Regions from separate parts of the Homo sapiens genome. Here regions 1 and 3 are each linked to region 2. The links are chromatin loops, found by intact Hi-C in ENCODE. Cell type or tissue: PC-9. All regions are shown on one strand.

The links. Hi-C counts contacts between places; a loop is a spot of excess contacts. Peaks named below come from ENCODE experiments on the same cell type or tissue, not always from the same donor. Only the 100,000 strongest peaks of a DNase experiment are listed, where the experiment ranks them.
Region 1: a loop joins it to region 2, with 11 times the contacts of the local background. A loop is called at or near these places in 11 of 110 quality-filtered maps.
Region 3: it touches region 2 in a loop (10-fold over the local background); 46 of 110 quality-filtered maps call a loop at or near these places.

The regions. Positions count from the first base shown.
Region 1 is chr5:148,911,013-148,915,012 of GRCh38, forward strand. No RefSeq gene overlaps it. Among named protein-coding and RNA genes, the nearest start is that of ADRB2, 86 kb to the left of the region's middle. RefSeq lists an enhancer at 1-325. In PC-9, a CTCF peak has its summit at 1,878 (motif pointing right); DNase peaks (open chromatin) are centred at 1,309, 2,209, 3,099 and 3,829; H3K27ac peaks cover 4,000 bases.
Region 2 is chr5:149,113,230-149,117,229 of GRCh38, forward strand. It overlaps the pseudogene RN7SKP145. Among named protein-coding and RNA genes, the nearest start is that of ABLIM3, 26 kb to the right of the region's middle. In PC-9, CTCF peaks have their summits at 1,659 (motif pointing left) and 1,858; DNase peaks (open chromatin) are centred at 642 and 1,632; H3K4me3 peaks cover 816 bases; H3K27ac peaks cover 1,910 bases.
Region 3 is chr5:149,033,008-149,037,007 of GRCh38, forward strand. The region is part of intron 8 of SH3TC2 (SH3 domain and tetratricopeptide repeats 2); the gene reads right to left. Among named protein-coding and RNA genes, the nearest start is that of MIR584, 27 kb to the right of the region's middle. In PC-9, CTCF peaks have their summits at 2,461 (motif pointing left) and 2,665; a DNase peak (open chromatin) is centred at 2,494; H3K27ac peaks cover 2,350 bases.

The DNA.
Region 1 (4,000 bases), 200 kb before region 2:
AGGCCCCGCTGTATGTGGCCATGACACTCAAATGTATTACAGCACACATGTCCCATCACGAAGCAGCTGCTTATATGTCCATCTGCCCTCCCACAATGCAGGTTCACCATAGGGGTTGGATCCAGCTTGCATTTCACCAACCTTTAGCACAGTGCCTGATGCAAGTCACTGTGCTCAGGAAGCAACATAAACAAGTGAGGATGGAGCACATTGAAGGACAGACAAACACAGGCAGAAAGGTCATGTGAAATGGGCTCAGCTGGTGTGGAGGTGAATGGGAGCCAGAGGTCACACGGACTCTGCTTTTCTCCACCCTGTGATACACGTATGTTAACTATTATTTGAAACTGAACTTCTGTCATTCCAGACAGTTTAGCAGCTGCTCTCTGAATAAAAACACAATTGGAAGAGACCAAGATCCCATGTAAGCAAACAGAGGCAGAAGCCAAAGACAAGTGGGTCATGATTATGAATATGTGGTCCTGTTTGTCCACAGTGGGTGAGAGGGCTGAGGAAATGTGCTTAGAAAGATTTCAGAACAGGTACAGGAGGCTGACAAAACACTGTTTTGGAAAGACTCATCTGGCAGCACACCAAGGATGGTGGGGCACAAACAGACTTGAATCCCAGAGACGTGAAGCCCATCCGCAAAGACACTATTGTCTGGATTTGGACAGCATCACTCAGAGCAGTCTCACCCTAAAAAACCTTAGGAAACTGGACTGAGGCTGGAACTGACCAGTGAAGGGGAAGTCACCACCTTTAATCTGAGAGCAAGCAGTAAAAGAGAAGCTGGAAAATCCTTCAGTTCCACTGGCGCTGAAGTGATTGACATGACTTCACATCACTGACTGAAGAGGTGGAATAGAAACAGGTGGAATTGTCATAGACCTGGAGATAGAAGCCCAGTTTCAATGTGGGGTTGCCCACCCCGGGGACGGGGAGTGGACAGCACTCCAAGAATGGTCTGGGGTTTATGGCCTGGTTCATTCTGATGGGTTTGTGCCCTTACCGTAGAGGATGTTCATGTTTTGAGTATCACCCCTACCCACCACCATTTAGCAGGAGTTATCACAATGATTTCCTAATCCAGAGAAAAGGCTTCTGCAATACAGAGAGAAAAGGGATTGAGATCCCAGAGGGAAGTTACTAGAACAACCAGAAAGGGAAGCTTTCTATTGGAAGCAAGGATTTCTGGACACAAAACTTTCAGTACTGAAATCAAGGAAAGTCTTGCATAAACTGGCCTAGTTGGAAGGGACCTTAGAGATCATTGCCCAACCCCCTTTTTCATAAATACAGCCCCAGAGAGGGCTCACATTCACACAGAGCCTGTGGCAAGGCTACACCTGGAGCCCAGGTCTCCACCTCCACCTGCAGGGCCCTTTCCCCTGGTGGTGCTTTCTTTCAGTGCCACCTTCTTCATTTCCATAATTACAACTAATTTCTTGGTACTACCCAAAGCAGGGAGTTTTCTAACATCGAATTGTTAGATAGGAGGGATGGCAATGTCTCCCACAGTCCTGTTTCCAGGTGAGGAGGGTCCTAACGGAGCCATAGCTCATCCCACAAGTCCCTGCTGCCCTGCTCAAGGCAGGCTGCACCTCCCAACTCCTTGACTTGCTCTCTGGCAGCCTCCACAGTCTCTTTGAGTAAAAGAAGGCTCTCACCGAAGCCTGAACCAGAGAGTTTGCCTCTCTCTTTTCCTTGGGCTGCAAACAGGTACAAACAAAGACCCAAAATAAATAAAATTCTTTTTCTGTGCCACCCTTAGCACAACAGGGTGAGAGGGGAGAGAGCAAATGCTTAACTGGAAAAACTCAGGGACAAATCACCTGGAGCTCCTCCATCCACCTGCAGATGGCACCTCTGGTTTTCCTATCCTCTCACTCCTTAGAGGAGTGAGTAGTGAAGTGAGCAAATGATTTCTGACCCAGCCCTCCTGGAACCGGTGGTCCGAGAGTGCAAGGCCCTGGTGTGAGGAGTCCCACGCATCTGGAGATGCATGCTTCCCGAAGGATGATAAGATCAGCCTGATGGACGGACAGCTACACCTCCAAAGACTTTCAAAACAAGAGCACAGAAAATGAGCAACTTCTCCTGCCTCTCCTAAGCCCCAGGCTGCCTGTTTACAAATTTTCTCTCCTCTCTCTTCTCATGCCTGAATCTGTTCAGGAATGTTACATCCCAGCCTTTCTGGGATGACTACACGTCACAGTGGCAGCCATTGTAATGCCTCACATCCCGGAATGTGGCATCCCTGAATGAGTCAGGCAGGAGTGCCGGCTGTGAGAGAGGATAGCCTGCCTCATGCTGCTTCATCCTGGGATCATGGGGCTCAGGCTACTAGATGATGCATTTCAAGATTCCCGAAGGCAACATGCAATTTATTGTCCAGTTTGATGGAGAAAAACAGAGAAGTGGGACTACAACAATAATAATTTCACTTTCATCACCTTCTAATTTATAAAGTCCTTTCATAGCTAGGCCCTCAATTGACTGGTACAATAAATATCCTTGTGAGGAAAGCAAGGCTGGTAAAGCGCAGAGGCTGGAAATGCCTCAGGCCTTGTGCCTGGTAAGGAGCAGACAGGACCAGCAGCTGAGATGTTGGCATCATGCAGACTTCAGGGCTCTTCCCATTGCATGGTCCATGTCCTTCCTTCAGAAGCAGGCATGCTGCTTAGTCTGTAACGTAGACTGGCAAATGCACGGAGGTTTTTCCAAAAGGCTGAGGTAGAGGCATTGCACACAGCAGTCAGAGACACCGACGTGGGGGTTGAGTAGCCCCCAGCTGAGTCCTGGCCCTGCTTTCATTGACTTTGACCAAATGATGCTACTTAAATTCTGACCGTCAGTATCTAGTTTTAAAATAGATACAATAATGTCTACATCATAGATGTTTACATTAAGAAGATAAGGTCTTGGAGACAGTACAGCATAGTGGCTGAGAGCTATAGCGCTGGTGTCAATAGACCTGGATTCAAACCTCAGGTTTGCCTCTTGCTAGCAATAAGTCACATCACCTCTCTGAGTTTCAGTTTCCTCATCTGTGACATGGAGATAAAACCTCTACCTGTTTCATAGGGTTGTGAGGACTAAGTGTGATAATATATGCAAAATAGCTTATCTAAGTGCTTGGCAGGAAATAGGCACTTGATAAATACTTGCTGAATGACGAACTGAAATGACTGGCAAGGCTGGGATATAAAACAAAGACTGAATAACTCCAGAGCTGGGGCTCTTAACTTTCATGGAATGCTGGTTCTCAAACATGCCAAGCACCTCCCACCAGATAATTGGGGTGAGAGGCATTCTTGCAATAGCTGGGTAATTATCCTCAAAGCCCCTTCCAATCCTTAAGCATCCATGAGTTCACCTACTCTCTTGGATGCGTCCCAAAGGCCTTCAAAGAAGAGGAACTTGGGGAAGGAATGTAACCTCCATAAGAGCTATGTCTCCACACAAGGGGAGAATTGGGCTAACACACACACACACACACACACACACACACACACACACACACACAGAGGTATATCTGGCCCCATTCTACCACCAAGATGAGAGGTTTCTGTCTTAGAGACCGTAGAGAGATGCTGCTGTATGAGAACACTGAGGCCCAGAGAGGTGAAGCAATTTTCTTAAAGCTGCACAGCCAGAGAGTGGCAAAGCCAGAACTGGAATTCAAGCCTCCTGACTTCCAGCCCCAGGCTCCCTGCCACTGCCTCCCTATTTACACAGGCTTTCATAATCATTAGGGCACAGAATTAGTTCAGCACTAAGCTTTCAAAATCCACATGGTCCCTCCCATAGGTCCTCTTGAGGACAAAATCACTCAGGGATAAAAATGTATTAAGTCTTTTGAAATGGCAGAGGAGGGTGTTCCCTCACATAAGAAATCCTGAGGACACCAGAGTTGAAATACTGATTTGATCAGCGGATCATCTGGGCCCCATCTCTTGTGCAATTTTTGTCTTGTTTGGTATTCAGATGGTGGAAG
Region 2 (4,000 bases):
AAAAGTTTTGTACTGCTTACAATGTGTTTGTGCATTCAGCTAGGTGTTATTACAAAAGAATCAAGAAGTTTTAAAAAATTAAAGATTATAAAGTTAAGAAGCTATAGTAAGCTAAAGTTAATTAATTATTGAAGGAAGAATTTTTTTTATATAAATTTAGTGTAGCCTAACTGTACAGTGTTGATCTCAGCTCACTGCAACCTCCGCCTTCTGGGTTCAAGCAATTCTCCTGCCTCAGCCTCCCGAGTAGCTGAAATTGCAGGCGTCCACCACCATGCCCGGCTAATTTTTTCTGCAGTAGTATACAGTAATGTTCTAAGCCTTCATATTCACTAACTCACCCAGAGCAACTTCCATTCCTGCAATATCTATTCATGGTAAATGCTCTATACAAATGTACCATTTTTTATCTTTTATACTGTATTTTTGCTGTACCTTTTCTATGTTTAGACAAATAAATACCATTGTGTTACAATTGCCTACAGTATTCAGGAAAGTAACATGTTGTATAGGATTGTAGCTTAGGAGCATTAGGCAATATTATACTCTAGGTATGCAGTAGGCTATACCACCTAGGTTTGCGAAAGTACACTCTATGATGTTCACACAACAAGAAAATCATCTAATGACTCGTTTCTCAAGAATGAATCCAGAGTTAAGCAATGCATGACTATAGTTCAAAGTAGTTCATAGTTAAAACAGATACAAATCAAATAAGGAAATTGAACACCAAGAGAAAAAAAACAACAGATGCAACTGATCAGTGAACCAGCACTGCAAGAATGAGAAATTAAAAAACTATGAATGAAAGAGATAGAATAAGCATGTTAAAAGGTAGACTTCATAGTAAGTGTTCTTATCACAACTTTTTTTAAAAAGGGAGAAAAAACACAGACTAAACTGCAAAGAAATGACTATTAAACTGACAGCAAAATTCTAATAAAATTAGAAACAAAAAGAAAATGGAATTATACAGACAGCACAAGTAAATGGTATTGGGCAACAATTTGTATAAACTTTTAAATGTACAAAGCCATACTGTTAAATATTTATGAACATGTACAGATTTAATAAGAGCATCAGAATATGGACAGGAGAAAGACCACTTACATCAGAAGAGAGAATGCCTCTAGGGTGGAAGGAAGGGGAATGTGATTAAGGAGGGCTATAAAGGAGACCTCAACTGTATCTGAAACCTGCTATTTCCTTTAAATAAGTACACACACTCACACGCACATACACAGAGACACACAAACACATTTGGATACAAAATATTCTTAAATGTCAATATGAAAAAGCAAGTCCTGTCACCTTCACAGATGTAAGATTCCCATAGCCACCTTGGCCAAGCTCAGTAACATATCTACTTCATTAGAATGTCTGCTCAATGCTTCTAAGACTTGTTTTCAACTGCTATTGCTGTAGAATTAGTTACTGAGGCTGGAATCTCCTTACTTTCATGACAAGCAGGCTGGTTTCCCATGTGTGGATCAGAAGTCAGCTTCCTGATGCGATTTCACTCTCAATATACTGCCTGTCTGGCCAGTAGAAGCTTCTAGGGGTAAATATCAGCACAGGGAGAGAACAGCAAAGGCTGAATTTCTTCTCAGAACCCTGACACCAAAGGAACATAGATGAAGAGTGACACCCAGTGGCCAGACAGAAGGCAGAGTGCAGAGACTTCAGCTCCTTGGCTGCTTGCTTGTGTGGAGCTGGGTCATTCCTCTGAGCTCAAAATCCAGCCTTCGGTTGCTGTGATTCAAGGAGCTCCGATATCTGGATAGTGCTTTGGGGGATATGCAAGGAGCCAGTTCCCCTCTTCTCCTTGTGCCACCCGTCCCTGTTTTCTGGCTCATTTCCCCCTTCTGTACCAATTGTGCAATCTCTGGTGCATTGGGTCCCACAGCTGACCAGGCACAGGAGAATGTTGTAGTCCACCTCACACAGCACAGAGGACGCTGTTCTTCAGTGTGAGAGGACCCCTTAAAACTAAGCAAGTGAAATGTGATGAATGAATTAATTCAGTAGTGCTGACTTACTGTCATTTGAGGTAAATTAGCGTGAGGTCCAGAAGTCCAAATATAAGTTATGAAAATGACAGCTGTCTCCAATATCCTGTTAAAACTGCCTCTCAAGATCACCACCCACAACAATGCAATGGCACAAACAACAATAAGAACAAGTGCCTGTGAATCATACACACACACACTGTGCCAGGCACCATTCTGAGGGCTTTGTGTGTATTATTAACTCATTTAAACTCATGACAAGTGCTAACATTCTACGCATTTTACAGATGAGAAAACTGAGGCATGGAGAGATAAATGTATGTGTCCAAAGTCACAGAGCTGGTAAGCCAGTGGAAGCACCAGCTGCACTCACATGGTCACGAATGCTTTTTGGGCAGCCTTACTCCAGAACTCTGTAAGCCATTTAGCTACTGTGCTTCTGGATGACCTCCTAATGGCTGGCCCTGAAGGTCTTTCCTCAGTTGGCCCTGCTGTGCCTCTCTGAGGACAGCAGCAGTGTCAGCCCCCATCTCCCCCGTGGCTTATTTCTTCCTCTCTGTGGCTCCTCTGTCTCCTCTCTGCATTCTCTCTTCCTTCACTCTGTAAATGGAGGCATCCTCCATGGTTCTTCCTCCTTCCTGTTTTCCATTATCTTTGTTCTCTCTCTCTTGCACTGGAACCTCTCACCAGAACTCATCGGATTTAATGTCAGGATTTAAAATCACCAGGGCATTTAACCAAAGCTCACTGGATTTGATGTCAGGATTCTGAGGTTCCAGAGGGAAGGCCTTGGGTTCAGCCTCTTCACCCCTGGGGTCCTCATTTCCCCCTGCGGTAACATGATGGGGTGGTTCAGAGCAATGTTCTCACCTTGGCTGCCCACCAGCCCCACCTCGGGAGCTTTTATCATTATTGCTGTCCTGGCCTCACAGGCCATTTAGATGACAGCCTCTGATTGTGGAATTTCTATTTCTTCCTTTAATTTTCTCAATTGCTTCTTTGTATATTTTGAGAGCTTGTTTGGAGGTCCTATCAGCACAGCTACTGGTATACCCTTGACCCAAGACTGGTCCTTCTCTATTGGGGATGGTCATCCTCTACTACCAAGCACACAGCTCCGGGAGGGATGCATGTGGAGTGGTGAGGGAGGAAGAGGACACCCACCTAGCCAGCCAGATCAGCCAAATCAACCCTGAAGATCAATGGGGTGACGGATGTTGCAGCCAGCTTGCCCTCACATCTTCTTGTATATTTTGAACGTCTATTATTCAGCACACGCCTTCATGATTATATGTCTTTTGGGGTATTAATATAGCCACTTTAAACTTCTTGTGCTCTGCAGTTTACATGATATATCTTTTTCAATCCATTTGCTTTTAACCTCTCTTTATACTTAAATTATAACTTCTGAATAGTATATAATTGAATCTTACTTTTTAAAAATAAATTCTGATAGACTGTCCATTTTAATTAGAGTGCTGTTTCACACTCTTCTGGCCTCCATGATTTCTGATGAGAAGTCAGAGATCTTTGGAATTGATATTCTATTTAATGTAATGTGTCTTTTTCTCTGGCTTTTTCAATATTTTCTCTTTACCTTTAGATTTCAACACTTTGACTATGATGTGACAAGGTGCACTCTTCTTCTCATTTATCCTAAGTTATGGTTTATTGAGATTCTTAAGAATTTGTACCTTTCAAAAAAATATCTCCTGGGCACGGTGGCTCACGCCTGTAATCCCAGCATTTTGAGAGACTGAGGCGGGCGGATCACCTGAGGTCAGGAGTTCAAGACCGGCCTGGCCAACATGGTGAAACTCCATCTCTACTAAAAATACAAAAATTCGCTGGGTGTAGAGGCAGGCACCTGTAATCCCAGCTACTTTGGGAGGCTGAGGCTAGAGAATCGCTTGAACCCGGGAGTCACAGGTTGCAGTGAGCCGAAATCATGCCATTGTACTCCAGCCTGGGAAACAAGAGTGAAACTCCGT
Region 3 (4,000 bases), 80 kb before region 2:
TGTATTCCTAAATTTACTATTTCATTTACTGTTTATAACAACTTTATGGTGCAGGTTTTTTTAATCCATGTTTGTAGATTAAGAAAAGGATTCAGAACTGTTCAGTGACATGCTAAGAATTGCATGGCTAGAAAGTGGTAAAGCTGAAACTAAAACTGAGGTCTTCTACCTCTGCGTGCATTGCCTCACAACATCTGCTAAAGTCCTGAGTTCCAGGACAACTTACGAGAATTTAGAATTTAGGGAAAGGCCAAGAAGCTTGACAAATTGCATTAGATATTTCCAAACATGAAAACTGGGTTAGAAGAACATGGCAAAGCTTCTGGCAATATGGCAGGTTAAAGGGCTCTAAAAGGGCCACTCTCCCCCATATCTATAGAAAAATCTGTAACAAAGATGAATATTTTAGTACATTATTTAAAGAAAGAAAGGGAAATCACTGGAAGCCAGTAACAAAAGCAAAAACCAAACCCAGATTGGCAGGTGAAAGCAGATGGCCCAGAGCTCCTGGTGGTTTCAGCTGGGACTCTGGCCTTCAGAACTGGGGTTGACCTTCTAATGCCCACCCCAAGGACAGGAGATGTGATTTAGACCTGCCTGAAGCAGGGAGCCCATTAAACTCCCTGGAGTCTGAAAGAGTTCAACTTCTGTAAAGAGCAAAGAGCAGATTGAAAAATTTCTTCCTACCTGCCGAGAACACACTTTTCATCTATTTGAGTCCCTGGAAAACATCAAACACCTAGGCTTATGCCACTGGGACGTGTGGGATCTGAATTTACACTACCTGGTGTTGGTACCACGATCCAAGAATTAATAGTAAAAAATCAGTCCTGGATCATTACTCCCTAAGGTTCCAGGAGAAGCAAATGCAAAACCTAGTCAGCAAGGTTTTCTTCAGTCCAGGATCCATATAAAACCCATCTTTTAAAATGTTGAAAATTAGTTCATGTAACAAAAAATACAAACCATGCAATAAAATGAACTATTCACAACGAGAGCCAGCAGATACACAAATAACTATATTAACACTACAAAAAACTAGAAATGACAATAATCTGAAGAAGAATTTATATGAATGATTAAAAAGGTGAAATAATAAGAAAAAATAGAAGCTACAATGAAAAGATGGAGCACTGTGAGAAGAAACAGCCATATATGAAAAATAGCAAAATATAAATCGTAGAAAATGGAAAATAAAGGCACAGAAATTAAGAACTACATGGGTGGGTTAAACAGCAAGTTTAGTCATAGCAGAGGTGAGAATTAGTGAAACTGAAGATTATGTCAAGAAAATCAATCAGAATTTAGCCTGGTGTGACAAAAAGATAAAAAATATAAAAGAACTGATTAAGCAAGAATGAGGATAGAGTAAGTCCAACGTACCTCTAATAGGAATTCCAGAAGAGAGACTAAAAAGAACGAGAGAGAGGCAATATTCAAAGGAAGAAGGACTGAAAATTTTCCAGAATTGAAGAAAGACATGAATCTTCATATTGAAGAAACACACCAAGTCCTGAGCAAAATAAATAAATATAATATCATTTTTAACATGATGTCCATTTCTTTATGCTTACAGGTCTTTTTAAGTTCTCTATTTCTCCTACGCCTCCTTTCTTGGTTTAATTACTATTGACAGTTCAACTTTATAGAATGAATGAATTGAATATGAAAGATAAGATCATAAATTAATGAAATAAAAACAAAGAAAGTAGACAAAAATAATCAAAGCAAATGCTGTCATTAATGAAGTATCATTATAAAAACAAAAATCAATAAAGATGGTCAACAAAAGAAAAAATGATTCTCTGAAAAGACAAGCAAAATGGACAAGGCCCTGGCAACATGGATTTGCAATTTTATAGTTAAAGTTATTTTTTCCTGCAAACTTTGAAGATGTTATGCTATACCTAGCTAAATTATAATTCAAGAGTATATGTTAAGTGTTATATATATTTAAGACAGGCCAAGACTCAGGACTGAGAGTATTTATAACCCACAGATCTTCACTGAAAATAGCTACTAAAATAGATACTCTATGAAGAAGAAGTGGACAACTTGCTGTCAATATGTAATAAAATATATTACACGTAGACACATCATGCAAATAAATGGCTATGAGACCAATGGCAAAATTATTAGTGTCAAAAATAGATTCCACAAGAAATTGAATTATAAAGACACAGGCAATATGAAGAATAAAAGAAGGAATGTAACAAAAGAATGTTTTCTAACTGTAATACTATAAAATACTAGCTTTTTTCCTATGTTCTTTTTTCTGGTTTTGAGTACATTAATTTATCAATCTGACTTATTTTTTTAATTTAGGCACTTAAGTATACACACATACTTTAGGGAGTAATACACAAGCACAAAAAGAAAACCTACACGGAGAAGATGGAGACTTCAGCAAAGGCTGAATTTCTTCTCAGACCCTGACACCCAGCAAACATAGACAAGAGTGACACCCAGTGGCCAGTCGGACGGCAGCGTGCAGAGACTTCAGCGGCTTGCTTGCGTGGAGTTGGGTCATTCCTCTGAGCTCAAAACCCATCCCTCTGTTGCTGTGATTCAAGGAGCTCTGATATCTGGAGAGTGCTTTGGGGGATATGCAAGGAGCCAGTTCCCCTCTTCTCCTTGTGCCACCCCTCCCTGTTTTCTGACTCATTTTCCCCTTCGGTACCAATTGTGCAATCTCTGGTGCATTGGGTCCCACAACTGACCAGGCACAGGAGAATGTCATAGTCCACCTCACACAGCACAGAGGACGCTGCTCTTCAGTGTGAGAGGACCCCTTACAACTAAGCCAGTGAAAATATGATGACTGAATTAATTCAGTAGTGCTGACTTACTGTCATTTGAGGTAAATTAGCGTGAGGTGCAGAAGTCCAAATATAAGTTATGAAAATGACATCTGTCCCCAATATCCTATTAAAACTGCCTCTCAAGATCACCACCCACAACAACGGCAATGACACAAACAACAATAAGAACAAGTGCCTGTGGATCATACACACACACACACTGTGCCAGGCACCATTCTAAGGGCTTTGTGTGTATTATTAGCTCATTTAAAGTCACGGCAATCCTATTAGGCAAGTGCTAACATTCTACACATTTTACAGATGAGAAAACTGAGGCATGGAGAGATAAATGAATATGTCCAAAGACAAGGAGCTGGTAAGCCAGTGGAGGCACAAGCTGCACTCACATGGTCATGAATGCCTTTTGGGGACCCTGACTCCACAACTCTGTAAGCCATGTAGCTACTGTGCTTCCAGAAGACCTACCAATGGCCAGTCCCAAAGGCCTTTCTTTCCTCACTTGGCCCTGCTGTACCTCTCTGATGACAGCACAGGTGTCAGCCCCGCCTCCCCCGCAGCTTGTTTCTTCCTCTCTGTGGCTCCTCTGTTTCCTCTCTGCGTTCTCTCTTCCTCTGCTCTGTAAATGGAGGCATCCTCCAGGGTTCTTCCCCCATTCCTATTTTCCATCCTCTTTTTTCTTTCTCCCTTTCACTGGGACTTCTCACCAGAATGTATTGGATTTCATGTCAGGATTTAAAATCACCAGGACATTTAATGAGAGCTCACTGGATTTAATGTCAGGATTCTAAAGTTCCAGAGGGAAGGCCTTGGGTTCAGCTCCTTCATCCCTGGGGTCCTCTGTTCCCCCTGTGGTAACATGAAGGGGTGGTTCAGAGCAATGTTCTCACCTTGGTTGCCCACCAGCCCCACCTGGGGAGCTTTTATCAATATAATTGCCCAGCCTCCATCCAGACCAGTTACACAACAGCCTCTGGAGGCAGAACACAGGTGTCCATATTTGTAAAGCTCCTGGAATCTTTGACTTCCTGTCCATTGGTCCTCAGCAGTGGCCTTCCTCTCCATTCTCACCCTTTTCTAAGTGCCACCGTGGGCTTCTCGCTGGTCTCCTGCCTCCAGATTCCCCCTGATGATGCATGCCTCCCCCAAAGCCAGGTTTCATTTCCTAGAGAAAAGGTCCA